Linked DNA regions of Homo sapiens: regions 2, 3 and 4 are each linked to region 1. A link is a loop called in an ENCODE intact Hi-C map of the cell type or tissue named here. Cell type or tissue: CD14-positive monocyte. All regions are shown on one strand.

Region 1 (5,000 bases):
GGCCAAGCTGGTCTCAAACTCCTGACCTCAGGTGATCCACCCGCCTCAGCCTCCCAAAGTGCTGGGATTACAGGCGTGAGCCACTGCGCCCAGCCAGCTTCTTCCTCTTTTATCATTTGTAAAACTATCTTGGGACTCACATCATAAAAATTAAGTTTTTCAAACGATATTGATACTCCATTCTTCTGGAGAAAACCATCAACCCACAACTGGTTACAACTTCCTATTACTTCATTTTCCTGAAACTTCACATACTAAAGCAAGAGGAGGTTCCTGATGCGAGCAGAGATGGCTAGAATGGCACTTCCTGGCAAACCAACCTGCAGACATCCCCTGACGTGGACACGGGAGATATGGGGGGTAATTTTTCAGAGAAGGGAGAAGGACAATCCAGGTCGCTGTCCTTTTCCGTGGAGCAGAGGGGCGCCCGCAGAACCCTACTCTTCAGTTTTGCAGATGTGCTGTCCTCAAAGACATCGTCGTCTCCCATCTCGTCAGAGCAGAAGCCCATACTCCCTGCCAGCCCGCTGGAGGACTTGGCAGTGTGCAGGCGAGCAGCGCAGCTCTCCAGCTCATGGAACCTGTGCAGGCTGCTGGCGCTCAAGCCGTGCGAGAGTGAGAACAGGTACTGGAGCAGTTGCCGGCTTCGGGACGTGGCCTCACCATCCGCCTTCTCTTCCAGCAGCAGGCCGGGCCTGCCCCCCTTGCCAGCTTCCACCTCTGAGGCAGTTGAGCGACCGGCAGAAAGGCATGAAACACAAGAATGTTTGGAATTGCCAAGAGGTTTGTGGTTCAGGGTTCTTTTTTCTTTATGATGAAACCTGTTAGTTCTGAGACACGTATCTTGAGGGAGTATTAATTTCCCTTCAGAACAAGTTCTTTCCACATAGGCAAAACTTTCTGAAGTATCCTGCGCCTTCTCACCCACATCATTGAGGGACCTTGAGAACTTTAGTGTTCTTCTGGCTTTGGTATTCTTAGCAGGCTTCAAGGCCTGGGCCCATTCTGAACCAAAGGAATTTCTCTTTGACGCCTGTAATGTGTCCTTACAGATAACTGTCACAGTGAGCCCTTGTGTCAGAGAACTCTGGCAGTGAGGAGCTTTCGAGACAACAGCAGACTGCACGGAACTGTGGTGACAACACTCAGAAAACACTGCACTGGAACTGCATGCAGAACAGTGGGATAAAAGCACAGAAAGTAAAAACAATTTTAAAAGAGAATAGACATCATAGTGAAGAAATGAGACTAGCATGGGTAACTTGGTGAGCAAACCACACATAAAACTCGCCAACTGTTTAGACCAAAGGCAGATTGATTAAGCAAATGGAAATTCAAGAACCTACAGACACTAATGCTTATTTCTGGCTGCACACTGATCATGGCAGCATCTGAAGCAGAGTGTTACCTGCAGATGTCCTGGCTGGATGGCGTGATAGAAGTGCGAGAGAAGGAGGACACCGGAGCCGGAGCTGATGCTGACGGAGGACTCCCAGCCTGCAATGACAGACCTGTGGTCAGTGTTCAGGTAAGAGCCAAGGGGATTGTGTGCACTGTCTCCTGAATGGTGACAGGGAGAAACCCTAGAAATGTCTGCTGCTTCCCGCTGCTCAACGAGTAACACATATTAGATCCTTCTAAGCCTTGGCAAAACAAATCAAATATCACTATTTTTTTCTTATCTGTGGATAAAAGTGTAAGAAATGTCTAAGGCTATGGAACACCACTACTAATCTCTTGCAGGTCCAGTGGCCGTTTATTTTCTAAGCATCTAAATTGAGTTAGTTCATATATAAGTCAAAAAACGAAGTACTAGAAGGTATCATACAAATGCCAAAGAAATATGAGGCTCCAGGCCTGCTGGCACTGGCTTCCCTAGCACTCTCTCCTAGTTCCCAAGATCAACAAGGCTGGTAGATTTAAGAGCTCTCTCCCACCTCACAACCTCATACATAGTGCCAGATGCTCCCTGAGTTCCACAAAACCTCACTGCCCTGCCACAGCTCTTCACACAAAAGGGAGTCCAGACCACGTCACCATGGGGGACACCAATCCATAGCTCAACCAGGGGCTGAGGTAGAGCACAGAATGCTCCCAACAGATCTAATCTTGAAACTGTAAATTAAGAAAAATAATCAAGAAAATTTAGATTTGAAAGAAAGTACAGCAAGAGGTCATGGGATAGAACAGAGTCTCTGGGGTGGTGAATAGTCAAACTTAGAGAAAAAAATCTAGGAAGGAGAGGAAGCACTGCAGTGAGGAGAGAAATGGACAGAGAGAAATAGGGACAGTGAGTGGCACTGAGCTGAGGATGCACCACCACCGCTAGAGGGCCCCAGACTCCCACGCCAGCCTCGGATTCCCCAGGCTCCACAGCCCCACAGACCTATGCGTATTCATAAAAAAGCATTCTTCCCTCCTTAAGACAGTAAGCCTGAGTAAGAATCTGCTCCATGCAACCCCAACAGCCCCAGGAAAACAGTGCCACGAGTCTGTTATCACCAGAAAGGCCATATCACCACCCACCTTCTGCAGGCCCACCTGCATGGCCCTTGGCCCTAACTCCTTGATACAAAGGAGCTCCACCCTGGCCCACCATTCCCTGGCTGAGGCCTAGTCCCCACTCTTTCTAAGTACCATCCCCAAGGGTGCACTCTCATCCTGGAACTCCACCTTTGGGACCCCCGACCCTTGGTCAACCACCAGAACAGATAAGGCCATTGCCTGGAAACTCCTCCTCCCCCTACCCCTCACAGCAAATGAAGCAGCCTGGAGAGAGCCAGGATGGCACTCGGATTAAGGCACCCATCGCATGGCTGCTCCCACTCCCAGTGCAGAGATTCAACAGCACTTTAATGCAAGTCCACCTGAAGAAACAAGATCCAAGAAGCTCTCATCAGCATGCTTCATGTGTACACTGAGATCACGCTGTGCCACTCCATGAGCACATCTTCGAATTCACCAAAGAATCTACATTTATTTTCTAACTGAATGTGCATATGGGCATGAGGTACACGGTCTTTAAAAGCATTAGAGGTCAAAGTTCTTAGGAATCTTAAGTTTACTTGGACACATGAAAATAGCATCCTTGAAATAACCCTCCCATCACTACCTTTGTCAATATTCTTCCTGAAACAAAATGAAAGACATCTAGGGATGCCTGTGGACACTATGCTGTGACATCCCTTGCATCTTCTAGGCCTGACTGCATAAGCCATTGTCCTTTTTCTCCAACTGCCTTAGACACTGTCCCCTCTCCAGCATCCTCCTCTCGGGGCACCCATCACTGGCTCCACCTGCCCCAGAGACAAGCACTCAAGGCCTTTTAGTACAATGGGCTTTACTGTTTATACCACAGGGGAGCAGATTGAGAGGGTATCCATGCTAAGGTCCCCAAACTCCTACAGTCCCCCTGTTCTCTGACATTTAGTCCTAACACTATTCTGGGACTGAAAGCCTTCCTGTACTTATTGCTCTCTTCTTTTATTTCTGAGGATGACCAGCTCTGTTCAACACACATAGGCAAGGCTAAAATGTGTCATGAAGACCAAAGCCTGATCACGGTGTATTGCAGAGAAGTAAGCGTCTTCATCACCTGTCCCCAGGTAGACTTTGAGGAAGAAATACCCAGCAATATCCACATGCTTGCCCCTCATTGCTATGAGGTCACTTCTTCCTCTGTGTTGCTGGGTCAAGCATACTCCCTGGAACTGATGAGGCATTGAAGGAAGCCCCCTTCCTTCAAGGGATGGCAGCAGAGGAAAGTACCTAGTCACCCTCCTCCCTTTTATCTTAGTAAGAGCATGGTCCTCTTGGAACCACGTGTACTTTCCTGTATTCTGAAGGGAAGGCAAACCCTGTTGGGAGGAGGTAAGGTCTTATCTGGAAAATCGTGCCCAATCAAGGTCAGTGTCCTGGGTCCGGGAGGCAGGTTTCTGATGGGAAATTAAAGTTCTGAACTCCAGTACTAAACTACAAGTAATCCAAGTCAAAAAGTGTACTCTGGGGTAACGATTCCATCCTTGCATGCCCATGATGAGGAGCAAGGCCTGAAGGTAGGAGGGCAGAGCCTCGTAACAAAACAAAGCCTGGATCAAGGAAGCAGCCACACCAGGCACACACACACGTCAGGACATGTGTTCACTTCCCTGTGTGGTTCCCCATGTGTGTGCACTTGTAGCAGATGTCAAGGCCAGCATGACAGTGACAGCGGACCCAAGGAGGAAGGGAGTTCTGGCAGGGCTGGGGAGATTCTGCCCTGCTCAGTTTTACTTAGGAAATAGGAAACAGCGTTGGCATCCTCTGCCTACATTTCTGCTCTCATTTCACCATTTCCAATCTTATGAAAACATTACAGGATACTCTCAGCAGGTATGTCCGATCCTCATCAAGCCTCCCAATGACAGAGAAAGAGTCTCTCTTCTTATTAGATCACAGAATTTAAAGAAAAATTTTAAAATCTACTTATTGTTATTTTACATAAATATAAACTTCAACAAATGCTAACTCTTCCAATAAAAGCAAGAAAACCAGTGAGATCTGTGGGGTCTTCACAGCTCCCAGAAGAGGCTCCTTCTGTCACGATCTAAAGGACAGCAAACATTTCAAAGGTCAGAACCAATCCATAGGCAGAATGGTCAAGAAAATAATTTTAAAGAGCTTTATTTGTTGCTGCTATAGACCTGAGAGAAATCTATCAACCAACAAAGACCTAAAAGACTGGCCTGATCAACAACAAAATGAAGCTGACAGCTTCAAATAATGGTTCCATGGTCAGATTCTGGAAGCCAGTGTAATCAAAGGCCAGCAATCCCCTCTTAGGAGCTCTGCAGGACAGAACCTTACTAGATGGGACAGGACCTCACTAGATGGGACAGGACCAGCCGTCCTGCTCTTTCTGAAAGCAGCAGGCAGTGTGGCACGTGTGAGCCGGGGGCAGTACTAGCTCCAGAGAACACCTACACTCTCCTCTCCATAGGATCAGACCACACACGACTCGA
Region 2 (5,000 bases), 85 kb before region 1:
TAAATGCCCCCCGTTTCTGCTCTCTACCCTACAACTCTCCCTTCTTTTTTGCTCTGAATTTTCCTCTACACTCTGTCTTCCAGCCACCTCTCAGAGGCCCCTTCTCTGCTCCCTCAATCTCCGGCTCTCTGTCCCACATTTTCCCCCTTCTCTGCCCCTTGGTCTCCCTATCCACTACCCCAATCCCTCTCTCCGTCCCTTGTTTTCCTCAGCTCTTCCCCATAGCCTCCCCCTCTCTCATCCCGAGTCTCTGTTTTGTCTGGCCCCCAATCTTCCTCTCTGCTCTACAGCTTCCTCCTCCCACAGCCCCTCATTAGTCCCCCTCCAAGATGGGTAGTCTGGGGGTGGGGCACACATCCTTGCTTCCGCAGAGAGATCCGTCTCCCTGTCCCAGCAACAGCAGAGATCTGATGAAAGACAGATGAAAACTTTCCTAAAATGCTGATAGAAAGCTCACATGAAAACTGACCAACTGACTCTTTGCCGAAATATTCAAAAGCTTTAAAACTACATATCCAATAAAAAGTTAAAAGCAACAAGCAAAATCAGCAAAGTGGCCCCTTGTGAAATGAGGCCGGTGAGTTGCAGGTTTCCCTTGTTTCTCTCCAGCATCTGCACCACCACGCCACCCACTTCTGTCCCCAGAAACTGTGTCCAGCCTTCCTCCTCCCACGTGTGAATCCCCCGGGGACCCTGCCCTCCCAGTTCCCCACATCTGAAATGTGCTACCCATGCCCATCCTCCTACTCATCTGCCCTCTGAAATCTGATCAGCCCCTAAAAGCTGCCTGAAATACCCTCTTATGAAGCTTTTCCCTGTCCTTCCATGCCACTCCACATTGCCCCTTTACACTCCATCCAGGGTACAAACCAGGGCTCAAAGCTGGGCCTTCTAGCTTCCGGTTCAGGGCTTTTCTCAAGATGTGGCCTTGGGGAACTGTGGGAGGAACCTGGGCTTGGCCATCACACAGGTGTAGGTTCTGATCTTGAGGCCACCATTGCTCTCTGAGCCTCAGTTTCTATCTGTAAAGCAGGATAATCACTCGCTCGGCCATTCCCAGGCCCAGTGCTTCCTGAGGGCCTGTTGGGGGGTGTCCACTGTTGATAGTGCCCACCATAATTCAGTGTGTCACCTGAGAATTTAATGTGTCACAGCAAATAGACAAATATAGCATCAGCCCAGTGTACTTGGCCCAGAGAGGAGGGAGGAAGGTGGCCATTGTAGTTCCACAAACCTTCCGAAGATATTTTGCAGTTTGACACATGTGACCCTGGTATTTTCCTGGAAGGAGGCCTTTATCTGTCATTCTTCCATTAGTGGCCCCTGGGATGTTAGAACCACAGCCATCAAGCTTTGTCTTTTACTCCCTGAGTTGGGTCAAGGCTGGAGCCCTCTGCCCCTTGTTCACCTCTTATCATATTCAGGCTTGAAGCCAGCACCAGGAAAGTGGCTGGGCTGGCCATAGACCAGCCAGACTGCAGGCCTGGCCCCCTCCTGCTGTGGAAGTCCCTGTCAGATGGCAGATGGAGTCCTTGTAAATCTGCCTAGTGATTTCACCCCAAGTGAAACTCAGGGGCTCTCCACCAGGTGCCTGCAGGTGTAGGTAGGGCAGGGGGCCAGGAGTGTCCCAGTCCCCTGTGACTGCACCACAGGTGTGCTGGAGGGTCACCCCACTGTCCACTCCCTCAGAGAAGCTGCTCAGTCTCTTCGTGTGGGTCGTCACCCCCAGGTAGACATCGGGCCCTCCCTGTGGGACCTGCCCAGTCCTGGAATGCCTCCTCAGCCCATCTCCCTCCCCTCTTAGTCCAAGGTACTGGGAGCCTCCCTCCCATGAGAGTGTCCCTGTTAGCTCCTCCCACCCCACCCCAGCTTTCCTGTCATCTATCCCCTGGGGACACCTTCCTCCCTCTCCAGCCCCTCAGAGCCATAGGAAAGCTACTTCCCCTGCAGCAGCCACACTCAGACCAGGCCCGGGCCTCTGGTGGCCGCCCCTCAGTCCTCACCGCACACAGACTTGCTCTGCCTGCCCCACCAGCATTCAGAATGCCTCCCACTCTCCCTCTGTCCTCACAGCCCTGTCTCCAGCCTTTCAGGAGTTCCTTCTGGGCTTTGAGTGAAGGAGTTTGAGGTCACAGGTTCAGTTTCCTCCTCCCATGTGTGCTCCAGTTACTCGGATTGGCACATGTAGTCACGAAGTGGCCGTGACGCAGGGGCCCATGCTAGCTCACAGGCGGTGTGGGGCCTGGTGCCCTGCAACCCCCTGGATTCAGGAAGGGGCACTGGTGGTTCTGATGCACACAACCGGTGGCCTGTGCCTCTGGAGAAAGGAGGCCACCCAGGATGGTGTCATTTCATTTTCTCAATGGTCCTGCAAGTGAGGGGTATCTCCTTTGGGTAGATGAAGAAACAGCTTCAGAGAATGAAGCAATGTGCCCAGGCCATCCAGCTACTTGCCTGAAGCTGGGATGTGAATTCAGAGCTCCAGACCCCAGGGCCCACCGAGCCTTCTACCCCTCACTGCCCTCTCCCCACTCCTCGGTGGGATCAGGAATCTCTGTCTTGGCTCACAACCTGCAGCTAAGGCCTCTGTAAATCCCTGTGGCATGCAGGGCCTGGCGTGGGGCAGGCCCGACGCGTATCCAGTCCTGGGCCACTCAGCCCCCACTCTGCTCCTCCAGATGGGCCCGAGCCCCTGAGATGCTGAGACTCCTGTCCCATCAGAACCTGCCCACCCTGTCCATGATGGGCGAGGCCTTGTGTGTGGCCCTGCTCTCCTGAGGACAAGCTGTGGCAGGAAGGCTTTCTCAGAGGTGGCAGATGAGGCTGATACTCTCCCTGCAGGAGGGGCATTGTCGTGGGGCCGAGGCTGGTCCACATGTGGCTGGACCCAAGACATGTCATCCCACCACATGGGCCTGGCTCCTCTGTCATCAGAAACTGTTCCTAGGGCCTCTGGCCTAGACTACAGAGCACAGGGAGGAAGCTTCCGCTTTCTGACCACAAGCGTCTGGCCTCAGCGTCAGCCACCCCAAACTGCTCACGGTATTCAGAGCCAGGAGGTTTGTGGAAAACACTCAAGTTCCCATTCCTCTTAGGAAGCCCTCCAGGGGTCCTCCTGGCAGCTTGGAGGCAGGGCATGGAATGGGGATGCCTGCGCTCGCACAAAGGATGATACCCCTCGCCCCTTCCACTTTGCCATCATGCTGAGAACTCTAGGTTCTGCCGCCAGGGATAAAGTTCAAGGGTTGATGAATCTGGCTTAGAAAGTGCCTTGCAGGGGCCAGGCACAGTGGCTCATGCCTGTAATCCCAGCACTTTGGGAGACCGAGGCAGGTGGATCACTTGAGGTCAGGAGTTTGAGACCAGCCTGGCCAACATGGTGAAACCCTGTCTCTACTGAAAATACAAAACTTAACCAGATGTGGTGGCAGGTGCCTGTAGTCCCAGCTACTTGGGAGACTGAGGCAGGAGAATCACTTGAACCCTGGAAGTGGAGGTTGCAGTGAGCCGAGATCGAGCCACTGCACTCCAGCCTGAGCAACACAGTGAGACTCCACCTCAAAATAAAAAAGAACATGCCTTGGAGGGCATCGAGTCCGGGGCTTTCCAAACCTGCTGGTCATCAGAATGCGTGATGCAATGCCTGAGCCTCTCATCCCAACTTCCTGTCTGCCATCCATTGCTGCAGAGACAAAAGCCCTCCAGAAGCTATGGCTGTTGCCTCAGAGCCGCCTGTGTCCTGGAAGCAGGAGCCTGGCAGGGAGGGGGCCAAGCAGCCTTGTCCCAGAGGCCTGGGCAGCTGCGCTGTACACAGCCTGGGGTGGTGCCTTCTAGCTGCAAGGCTAGCCTCACCCTGCCACCAGTAATGCCACAGGTGCAGCAGAGCTGCTTGGTCTCACTGTTCTCTGGGCATCACCATGCAGCTGTGAACTGCAAATGTCCCAGGACGACTCGAATCCATGCAAGCTCCCTGTATCTAAGCCTCACCATTTTCACTCACTTATTATCCCCACTGAAAACTGGAAAGAGAGGAAGTGGCTATGATGGAAAGACCTGGGGTGTGACTCCAGCTCTGCTGGCAAGTGGCAGAGGTGGGAGTCACTGAGCCTCGCTGTCTTCATCTGTGGAAGGGGTGGTAACTCCCCTGCACTCCCAGAGTCATTGTGGGGATCCACTGTCAGCAAGCCCATCTCCAGTTGTAAAGGTCTCCCACAAGGCTATCCCATGTGGGGGCAGCTGCGGACCCTCACTGGGCACAGCCTCGCAGGTGCAGGCATGAGCCTGGGCATCTCCCCATCCTCCAGCCTGAGCTAAGTGCAGTCAGCAGGCGTTGCCCTCTGAGCAGCACAGCACCATCCTGGCTCACTGGATTCTCTCTCCTCAAGGGCAGGGCCCAGGATTTGTCCATTTCTTTCACCTGCCTGGGTCGTAGCACTGAGCCTTGTCAGGGGCAGGCCTTCAGTGAATGTCTTGGGTAAATGAATTCAGGAGTTCATTTAAGGTGTTCATGAAGAATCTTGGCTCCATGAACTGTAGTGGAGGCAAAACTCCACCTCTTCCCATTTCAGCTAGGTCTGAGAATCGGCATAAGACAGATTCATGGGCGAAAGCCTACAGATTTCTTTAATACAAGTTGTACGTGGCATGGGAGCCCTCTTAAAAAGATGAAGACCCCAAGAAGCAGTTAGAGTCAATCCCCCTTAGATACTGCATTGAATGAATCATCGTGAGATGTGATAAGGCCAAGGGGCTTGGGCTAGGGCAGGTAACTGGGCAGGGAAGTGACTCGGGAGGTAAGCGTTCATTGTACAAGATCTGTTTGTATGGATTTCCTTTGGCTTCAACTTCCCAACCTTGATGAAAAGAGTGTTACTTTCCTTTTGGTATAGTGAGGACATCTTTCATAGGGGACTTTCATCTCCTGCTTCTAAGAAACAGCACGAATGTCAGAGTATCTTGCACCTGCTGTTTTTTTAAGTGCTTTTCATTCAACGTAGTCC
Region 3 (5,000 bases), 130 kb after region 1:
TTTGTAGAACTGAGAAGACAGATTCCTTGCCCTTATCCACTTCTTTCCACCGTTCTGTCCACCTCTGTCTTCCTGATCCCACCTCTACTTCCATGTCCAGAATCCACTTCTACCTCCTCCAGAGATTTTCTTCCATATATCAATCTGAAGGGCACCCATCCTTCCTCTCAATTTCCATAGCATTTGTACCTCTTCAAAGCCTTCATCATATTATCCTCAGATTACACGTTTTAACTCCTCTATCAGAAATTAGCACCTGGAGAACTAGAACACCAGTCACATCATCAACCTGGCTCTCCAAACACACCAAATTTTTTGTTGACTATTGATTTAAAAAATGAATTAGAAAATTCAGGCATTTCCAAGTGAGTTAAGAAATTGGTCTGGACAAGAAAGAAAGAAAGAGTTTAAAATTACACTCCTTGAAAAAGAATTTCAAAATTGAAAACCCTTCAATACAGCAAAGACAAAGCTGACAACAGTCAGATAAAATATAAAATGTTTATAGTGTATACAGTGATAATTTTTCATATTCACAGGGAACAAAATTAGAAGCCATAAGAATAACTTCCTGATTACTTGGCATCAGAACAGTCCACGGCTTTAGAAAATGTCTTGCAGTCAACCACAAACCTAGGGAACAGGTAGGGTTGTAAAGTGTCTTTTACGGGGGGGAAAAAGCACATACCATTTCAAGGCTCGAAAAAATGAGGTTACTTTTAGAAATTTCAGCAATATTTTTAACTTGCTTTCAGATATTTTAAACTACTTACCACCAGAAGTATAAACCTAAACATTATGTGATTATAGCAGAAATGGAACTACTACATAAGGGAAAAAGAAACAAACCACAAGTGAATCAACGACAACCCTCAAGAACCAGACGCTACTACTGACAACCATTAGGGTTTCTTGGCTGCTTGAATCAATTCATTCCCAGCTCTGCTTTGAGCTGGCACTAATTTAAAGGAGACAAAAATGTTGGAGCTAAGGCTGCCAGATTTAGGAAATATAAATACAGCAAGCCCAGTTACACTTTAATTTCAGACAAACAACGAATCTTTTTTTTAGTACAAGTATGCTCCCACGTAATATTTATAGTAAAAATTTATTTTAAAAATTTTACAAAAATTCACTGTTTATCTGAAATTCATATCAACTAGGCATCCTGTATTTTATCTGGCAAACCTAGCTGGAGCCAAAAGGTAGAATAGTAATCAATCCAATTTCCTCATTTTTCAGCAGAAACTGAGAACCAAAGAAAGGAACTGACTTGCTTAAGCTTAAGCCAAAGATCAGGGAAGTAAGTTGGTTTTGAAAAGAGAAAACCTTTCCACTAGGTCACCTTGGGTACCACTTACAGTACATTCCACTTCCAATTCTTGCTCAACTCACAGAAGCACCAAGCAGACAAGGTGTAAAAGAGTATGGTTTCCCTCTTGTAACATTAAACTTCAAGTTTCAGTACATCTCTTAAAACCCTAGTCTCCAAAATCAATTAGGAAACTATGTGCTACTCTTAAAAAAAAAAAACCTGATAATTTTGTCTACACACTACCACCTCATACTGTTTATATTTTCACTCACCATATGAAACAGGACATCCTTCTCTCCTGAACTCAGTTCTCTCAAAATCCAAAATTCTCTTGCTCCAGGGTCTCAAGATTTCACACAAGAGCATGTTCACATTATTTCATGACTCTCAACGACTTGAGTTCGTATACTCCTTCAGTTTTCATGCTTTTTAGCGTTTTCATGTTTTTCAGATATGTCCTAACCCATTCGGTTGGCCTCAAAAGTCTCCCATTCCCATTCTGTATCGGAGCAACTAAATCAGCAATGAGGAATGAAGTCTCACTATTATAAACATACACTTACTTCCCCAGGGACTGGGATGCAAGGAAACATGGAAAGAGAAACGTCTTTATCAGAAATTTTGGGGCCAAAAAGGCCCCGAAGTATGGTATGTGAGGGTTATGCTAGCTGTCTAATTACATAGCATGCAATCGAACAAAATAAAGAGAAAAATAACAGAAAACTCCACACATGCAAAGAATTCATTTTCCAGATCCCATCAAATTAAAAAATACACAAAACATTTCCTCAACTCCATACAGAGCTCCTCAACCTATGACTTGCAGGGGTCCTCAAGGGTAGTTAGCGTGGGGATGGGTGGTGAGAATAGTGATAGTGAGGCAGAAAAGGGTTCCATTTTTATTTATTTATTTTTACAATTTGGGCTTCCAAATAGGTTTTAAGAAAAAAAGGTTTTGTTGCATTAAAGAAACATGAAAACGGTAACATAAACCATTATAACCCCCACCCAATAAGTTTTCTATTAAAAACTTCACCCAGGTGGACAGGAATACGAATCGTTTAAGATGAAAACAGATTTAAAGACCAAAGAAAAGTTAGCAATTAAAGGACAAAATAGTTACCTATGCTTTCCTTCTGGCACCCCGAATGTACGCAGGTCTCTCGAGATCACACGTCAGACGTGGAAGGTCCTCACGGATCACTAGTCCGAGCTTCCATTTTACAGATGTGCACACTCAGGCCAAAGACGACGGCTGACGGGCCAACGTCTCACAGCCGGTCAGGGAAAGGAATTCACCTGGCACCCGGGGCGGCCGGCCTAGAGCCCTGGGCGCTGACCGTTTCTGCGATTCCTGGTTCCGCTCGGCCCGGCCCCAGGGGCAGACGCGAGCACCGGGGCAGAGAGACCCACTGCCTGGAGTCGCGCTGCCTCTCCGCGGGCTCCACGCCGGGCCCGCAGCGCAGGGATGGGTCCTTGGCGGCCGCCCCCACCCAGCCCAGCCCAGCCCAGCCCAGCCCAGCCCACCTGTAGCCGACGCGCTGCCGGCAGCCACACCCCCTGCCCGGGCCGGGGGCTCGGCCGCCCTTATTGGCGGCCAGCGGCGGCGGCTGCGCGCGGCGTGGGGGACTCCGATCCTAGAGGCCGCAGGAGTTACCTCAGGTGGGCTCTGAGCTGGCGGCGCTACCGCCCTGGCCCGCCTCGAGCATGCCCGAGACGTGGACGCAGCAAGGCCGCACCTCCCCCAGCGCGTCGCCTGTTTACACCCTACGCCCCTCCGCGGGAGGACACCGAGTGGCAGGTCACGTGACGCGGGCGTCACGTGTCCGGCCGAGTTGGGTGGAGGCGTTGCCCCGGCGACTGCAGCGCGCTGGGGGCGGGCTGCAGCGGGTGCCGCCGCGCGGCCTTTCTGTGCTTCCACCCCTTCGCAGTGCCCAGGCGACAACCCACTGGGCTTGGAACCGAAAAGACTTCCCCAGCTCTGTGTGTGTCGTTTAGTGTCTCCTGGCCCTGACTACATGTTATTAATATTAGTGTTTTGGAAGGAAAAGGAAATTTTGTCTGGCAAAAGGATGTTTTACTTGGAGAAGAAGATGGAAAATACTTTCTTACCTGAGGCTATCAAACGGGAGGAAAAGCGAAGGAATAAGTAATAACGGTTTTTGCCTTGACAGATTTTTGTTTGCTTTCGCTCCCTAATCTGGACTGAAAGATTCCCACAGCATAGCCTCTCAGCCAGAGAAAGCACGTGAAGGAGGTTTATACGACTTCTTACTTTTAAGTTGTATTTTAATTTTTATGGGGGAATCATCTCTGTGTACATACAGACGTCTAAATATTTGATTCTGCATTCATCTCTTTTTTTTTTTTTTGAGACGGAGTCTCACTCTGTAGCCCAGGCTGGAGTGCAGTGGTACGATCTCGGCTCACTGCAAGCTCCACCTCCTGGGTTCACGCCATTCTCCTGCCTCAGCCTCCCCAGTAGCTGGGACTACAGGCGCCCGCCACCACGCCCGGCTATTTTTTTGTGTTTTTAGTAGAGACGAGGTTTCACCGTGTTAGCCAGGATGGTCTCAATCTCCTGACCTCGTGATCCGCCTGCCTCTGCCTGCCAAAGTGCTGGGAATACAGGCATGAGCCACTGCACCGGGCCAGACTCTGCATTCATCTTTTGTCCACATAAAACTCTCATTATTCCTCTGTCACTTTCATCACTGTCTACCAAATCCAATTTTCCTACATCAAACTTCCCAGAAATAGTTTCAACCACTGCCAGTTTTATTTCTCCCATAATCATGCATAAAAGATGAATAATTTGTATTTCTTAGTAAATTCATGAGTGAATTATAAGCAAATCCTCTCAAATATTCCATAGTTGTTCTGTTGTCCCGGAGTGATCTATCATATAGCTAATCAATTCCTCCCTACAATTCTGACCACTTTGAATTTTTGGCTAAGTAAAAAGCAGATTGTCAGGTTCAAAACAGTGTGCTCAAGATATCCTCTGGATCAGCAAGGTCAAAACATCTCCATTTCTATAACACACTTACAATACAGTATTACAAAGAGCAGAAAAATGATGAATTTTCTCCATTTGTCTTTTACTGTGGAAAATAGGTTATCAAGGCCAGTTGCCACAACCTGGTTGGCTCTACTGCTTCTGGCAGCAGGTGTTCCATGAAGGTAGTACCAATATCTTCCATTGGTATAGCTTATGCCTAGACCAGGCTTGTTGAGCCAAAGGGTTGGCTGACTGATGAATGGATATGGAATCCTGTCATCCTTCTACAGGAAGCGGCAGAACCTTCGTAGTTCAACAGGGATCTGTGAGCTATGCAGGGCTGATAAGCAGCACTCATGGAGACAAAGCTAGGGTGAGTCCTGGCGCAACCATTACTGTCTAGGCAATTTCCTTAACCTTTCCGAGCCTCTCTTCAGCTTTCTGAAAGATATCTACTGAATAGAGTGGTTATGAGACAAAATGAGGTAATGCCTGTATAACACTTTTAAGTGCCCAATACATACAGTGTTGGGTAAATGTTAACCAATATGGTCTTTGGCGACGGGGTATTAGTATAGGAGGTCAGAGTCCTGAGGGAAAGGGAGCTGACAACTTGAACGTGTCCAGGTCCTGGGTCCAGATTCTTGCCACCTGGAGTGTAGTTCAAGAAGGGATTGCCAGCCA
Region 4 (5,000 bases), 61 kb before region 1:
CTTCATTTTTCTTAATTTTTCTAAGTTGCAACAGCATCCCTCAACCCTGTAGCTCCTTCTTCCCCTATGCCCAGCCACCCACTGCTGTCAAGGGGTGAGAAATCCCACACCAAGAACACAATTGCCCCACCTCAAAACTGTCTTAGCTTCATCCCCCTTTTCATCAAAAACATTCCTTGAAACAGAATAAAGAAACAACAAACAGCCACACGTATGTGGGTACTGGGTCTGCTACGGAGGGCTCGGCTGATGGGTGGCACTGGGCCACTGGACATGCATCTCGAGGACAGGGGCCAGCCAGCACGGAGGGCTGAAGGAGAAGGAGAAGAAATCAGACTCCACCTCTTGCCATTCAGGAGACTCAGCTTGGGGTTGATTAGACTTAAAAGTTAAAGGCAAAACTGTAAGACATTTAGACTACAGGTGATTATTCTTCCAGGTCTCAAGCTAAAAGGATTTTTCAAACAAGACTCAGAACATATTAAACACAAAGGAAAAGATTGGTAAGTTTGCCTCCCTCAAGATAAGGACACTCTGTTCATTGAAAGACACCAGGAGAGAGTGAAGGCAAGTCATGGAGTGATTGACGAGAATTATTCCTAGTATGTGAAGGACCTACAAATCTTTAAGAAGGGGAGTGTCATTCACTAGAAAATGGGCAAGAAGTTTGAGTACTTACTGTACAAAATATAAGCAGCAAGTATACAAAAGGTGTTCAACTTCATTAGGACTCGGGGAAATCAGAAGATCACAGTGAACTGCTGCTACTACCACACATATGCCCCCAGATGGGCAACACTTCAACAACTGACAACACCTGAGTATTAAAGAAGATCCAGAGGGCTGGGAACACTCATATACCACCGGCAGGAGGACAAGTTGGTAAGACCTCCGTGGAAAACAATTTAGCAATATGTCATAAAACTGAAGCTACATTATAATCTATGACCCAGAAATCCTATAGTGGGATCCAAATTTGTGTGCATGTGCGCCTGGATACTCACAACAGCATTACTCATGATGGCCAAAAAATGGCAACAACTCAATGTCCAACAAACAGTAGAACAGACAAATTGTCAAGGAAAATTCTACACTGCAAGGAAAATCAACAAACTGCTGCTAACATGGACAAACCTCACTGACGCAGTGTTGAAGGAAAGAAGCCAGGAGCGTGTCTGGCCAATTCATAACTTTGGAATGAAATTGTTTAGGGAGGTGTGTCATAGCGGAACCTTAAACAATAACAAGAAAATGATTATCATAAAGCCGAGGATGGTCATTACCGGGGATGGAAGGAGGGTTGATTGGGAAAGGTGGGGGTGAGGGTACGGACAATGTTCTGATTTTTTACCTGGATGGTGTTCGTACAGGTGTTTTGTACATTTTTCTGCATGTGTGAGTGTGTGTGTGCATATATACATATCCATACATATTTTATATATTCTATTTCCCAATTGAAAAATCAAAAATAAAACTTACATGCCATTAGCATCAAGTGTGGGAGAGTAACCTGCTGTGCTGTGGGTCATGTTAAGGGTTTATAAATGTGTGATTTGTTTTAGAGTATTTGTGCACAAGCCTCTCAGCTCAGGCACCATATGATGTGTTTCCAGACTTCCATACCTGGTGCAGTGCACACGTTGTGCTTGAGCTCTGCCTCCCATCCCAAAGGGCTGTTGTTTCTATGCTTCTTCCTTGGCTTCCCTCCCTGTTTCAGACACCTATGGCAAAGCCCCTGCAGCCAGTTCTCAGAGCACTTCTGGCCTGTGAATCTGGGTTAAGATAAAATGCCCATAAAATTCATTTAATTTGTTATAAGCCACTAACACTTTAGTATGAATTAGTGGGGCTCTAATTAGACTTTGCTATCTACTCATCTAAGATAACACAAACTAGCCCAATTATCTGGGAGCTACTTAACATTATCATAATCTTGCAGCAGGGGGCTTCTGGTGAGATCGTTTCCCCCTTTCTTAGATTTAATCATTTTTTTCTTCCTCCTTCCACTCATCTGTCCTTTTCAGAAACCCTCCTTTGCTTCCGTTCAGGAAACACTGAACTTTGCACTGTCTGCACAATCTTGGAGTTCCTCTTTCTCAGAAGATTTCTCAGGCTTCCAGATCAGAGTTTGGAAGTAAAGCAATGACTAAGAATAGTCCACACTATGTCAGAAAGCTGGCGCTTCTTGCAGGCCCTCCTTACTCACTCAGCCACGCAGGGAGAAGGAGAAGCAGACCCAGGTCATAGCCCACAGCTTGTGCTCTCCCACTGTGACCACATCTGTCTGTGTTACATGCACACTCACACACAGCAGTAAATGGCAAAGTGTAGGTGTTTGTTAATCGATATAATTTAATCTAATCATTATGTGACCTGCACTTTTCACTCATCACTAAGTATTGAAGAGGATCTGGTTGACACAGATAGATGTGGTTCATGCAGTTAACTTCTTCATGGCATATCAGTATCTGAATAACCCATGCGCTCGTCCGCTCTCCTGCTGATGGGCAGGCGGGCTGTCTTTAATTTCTAGCTGTTGCAAACCAAGCGACAGTGAGCTTTCTCACACATCTCTCTGTGCTCTCATGGAAGAGTTACTGTAGGGAATATTCCAAGAAGTAGAGTTGCAGGGTTGCAGACCACGTGTTTTTAAGCTTTCTAGATATTGCTGATTGTTTTCCAAAGGCATTCTGCCAGTAGACACCCCAGTAACTGTTTCTGAGATTCACTGTTTCCCTGCATCATCAACACTTCGCATCTTCAGATGTTTTCATTCTTGCGTGTGAAATAGTATCTCATATATTTTCCCCTTCTTAAACTGCTACTATTTCTTGCCTTCTGGGAATGCACCATAATTTACTTAGCCATTCCCCTATTCACTGACGTTCAGTTCATTTCCCATTTGTAGATGTGTTTGTTTGTTTTGGGTATTGCAGTACAAACAATGCTGCCAGAACCAACCTTGTACAAACATCTTGATGTACTGGTGCTTTAATTAATGGCAGATCCATTTCCAGAACTCAGATTGCTGGAACAAATCAGCATTTTTTCATCTTAAGAAATACCGACAAAAATCCTTTCACAAAATTGTATCGTAATTTGCGGTCCTACCAGCTGTGTATGAAAAGATACTTTTGCCCATCCATACATTTGTCAGTACCCGATGACCTTGTTTGACAGTCTAAAAATCCCTAAGACCTTGTGGTTGTTTTAGTCTGCACTCCCCTGACCACTAATAAGCATCACTGCATTGCCTATTTATAAGCTTTTTTTCCCTATTGTTCTTTCAATTATTAATCTAAAGGAGCTCTTTCTATATCAGGATAGTATCCGTTTGTTACATATGTATAGCATTTATTATTTGTCTTCTGTTGCTTTTGCCACAGGAGATTTTAGTTCTTTATTTTATTAACTATGTATTGTTTACATCTATAACTTTTGGGTTTCCTCCTTTGCTTAAGAAAACCCTTTCCATCCCAGTGTTACACAAATACTTCCCCCGTAATTTTGTCTAATACTTTTATAATTTCCCCTTTGAGTTTAGAGCTTTCATTCATCTACCTTTTTTTTTTTTTTTGAGACAGAGTCTTGCTCTGTTTCCTAGGCTGGAGTGCAGTGGCATGATCATGGTTCACTGCTGCCTCAAACTAACCCAGGCTCAATCCATCTTCCCACGTCAGCCTCCCAAGTAGCTGGGGCTACAGGCGTGCGCCACCATGCCCCACTCCTGCCACGTGTTTTCATACATACCTGGGTGGAACTCTCCCGGTAGCATTCGTTCCTGACTTGGATGACAGGGATGATGTCTTTCCTCCTGACTTGGATGACAGGGATGATGATACCCACGGTACAAGCTGGCATAGGATGGCAGTCATGAGCTCTGGATTCGAGTGTCTGGGCTCAACTCACACTTACTGGCACTTTCTCCAGTCCTGTGAAAGTTGTTTAATCTGTCTGTGCCTCACTTCCCTCATCTGTAAAATGAGGGAAATAACAGTGCCTTCCTTTTAGGGGTTTGAGATAATAGGTTAAACCATGAAAACACAGAGAATAGTAGTAGGCACATAGAAAGCACTGGATAAGTGTTGGCGAGTTTTGTATTATGTATACATAGTCTCTGGGTCTGTTTCCGCACTTTATGTGTTAGCCTATTTTTCTACTCGAGACCCCAGCACCAGCTTTTGGTTATCATAACTTTCTAATAAATGTTAATGTCTGTTACATATCTCACTGTTCTTTCTTAAGTTTTTCATAATGAGAATTACTTTGAACTTCACATAACTGTGTTATGTGTTGGCATTTTACTGAGATTCAGTCTTTCCATCCAGGAACACAGCGTGTCTTTCCACCTCTCTAGATCCTGTGTCAACGTACTTCCATAGAATTTCTAGTTTTCTTCATGCAGGTCCTTCACCTTTCTAGCTACTCTACATTTAGCATTTGCTGTTCTGAGTAGGATATTTTTCTGTTTGCAAAAATATTGCTGGGATAAATGTAAATTACTTGTTTCTTACATTTACTGTGTGTTGGTCCCTTACTGAATTCTTTCATTGGTTCTAATCACTTGTTTTTGTTTGTTTGTTGTTAGTGAGTCTGGTTAGTTAATGTGCTCATATTATCTAAATGTTAATAATTTTGTCTCTTACTTTCCATTATCTACACCACTGATATTCTTTTCTTATTCCATGTCTGGAATTCCCAAAACAAGTAGTGGTAGTAGTGATGAACATCCCTCTCATATTTTTGTTTCTTTGTTTACTATTATATTTGCTGTAGTTTTATAATGCATATTCTTTGCTGTATTTAGGAGTTTATTGATTCATTCTAATTTAATTTTTGTTCAGCTGAACTTGTTCAATTAATTTCCTCAGAAGGTCCATGTGTAGTGTAAGATCTGAGTCTGTGCTTGTCGTCCTGTCCCCCTACCCATCCCCTCAAACAAATTCCCCTGCCCTCATTGATGACAATATGAGAGGCTTAGATGACGATCTAAAAAAAGT

The links. A loop is a pair of places that touch in the nucleus more often than their neighbours do. Peaks named below come from ENCODE experiments on the same cell type or tissue, not always from the same donor. Only the 100,000 strongest peaks of a DNase experiment are listed, where the experiment ranks them.
Region 2: a loop joins it to region 1, with 1.9 times the contacts of the local background. A loop is called at or near these places in 4 of 110 quality-filtered maps.
Region 3: it touches region 1 in a loop (2.2-fold over the local background); 61 of 110 quality-filtered maps call a loop at or near these places.
Region 4: a loop joins it to region 1, with 3 times the contacts of the local background. A loop is called at or near these places in 4 of 110 quality-filtered maps.

The regions. Positions count from the first base shown.
Region 1 is chr10:45,462,831-45,467,830 of GRCh38, forward strand. It overlaps MARCHF8 (membrane associated ring-CH-type finger 8), which reads right to left. Exons shown (of 8, transcript NM_001282866.2): 4 at 1,409-1,497; 5 at 321-1,166. It overlaps LOC105378286 (a long non-coding RNA gene), which reads left to right and starts at 1,445. Exons shown (of 3, transcript XR_945919.1): 1 at 1,445-1,528. RefSeq lists an enhancer at 456-1,655. In CD14-positive monocyte, CTCF peaks have their summits at 2,297 (motif pointing right) and 2,499; DNase peaks (open chromatin) are centred at 2,341, 3,741 and 4,181; H3K4me3 peaks cover 704 bases; H3K27ac peaks cover 1,229 bases.
Region 2 is chr10:45,377,382-45,382,381 of GRCh38, forward strand. All of the region lies in intron 1 of ALOX5 (arachidonate 5-lipoxygenase), which reads left to right. Among named protein-coding and RNA genes, the nearest start is that of ALOX5, 5.7 kb to the left of the region's middle. In CD14-positive monocyte, no CTCF peak of the experiment used is centred here; DNase peaks (open chromatin) are centred at 2,200, 2,980, 3,640 and 4,090; H3K4me3 peaks cover 3,246 bases; H3K27ac peaks cover 5,000 bases.
Region 3 is chr10:45,591,797-45,596,796 of GRCh38, forward strand. It overlaps a transcript of MARCHF8 not described here. Among named protein-coding and RNA genes, the nearest start is that of MARCHF8, 59 kb to the left of the region's middle. RefSeq lists silencers at 2,598-2,667, 2,768-2,927, 3,208-3,277. In CD14-positive monocyte, no CTCF peak of the experiment used is centred here; DNase peaks (open chromatin) are centred at 1,275 and 3,125; H3K4me3 peaks cover 2,337 bases; H3K27ac peaks cover 780 bases.
Region 4 is chr10:45,402,178-45,407,177 of GRCh38, forward strand. All of the region lies in intron 3 of ALOX5 (arachidonate 5-lipoxygenase), which reads left to right. Among named protein-coding and RNA genes, the nearest start is that of ALOX5, 30 kb to the left of the region's middle. In CD14-positive monocyte, no CTCF peak of the experiment used is centred here; a DNase peak (open chromatin) is centred at 2,174; H3K4me3 peaks cover 1,752 bases; H3K27ac peaks cover 2,282 bases.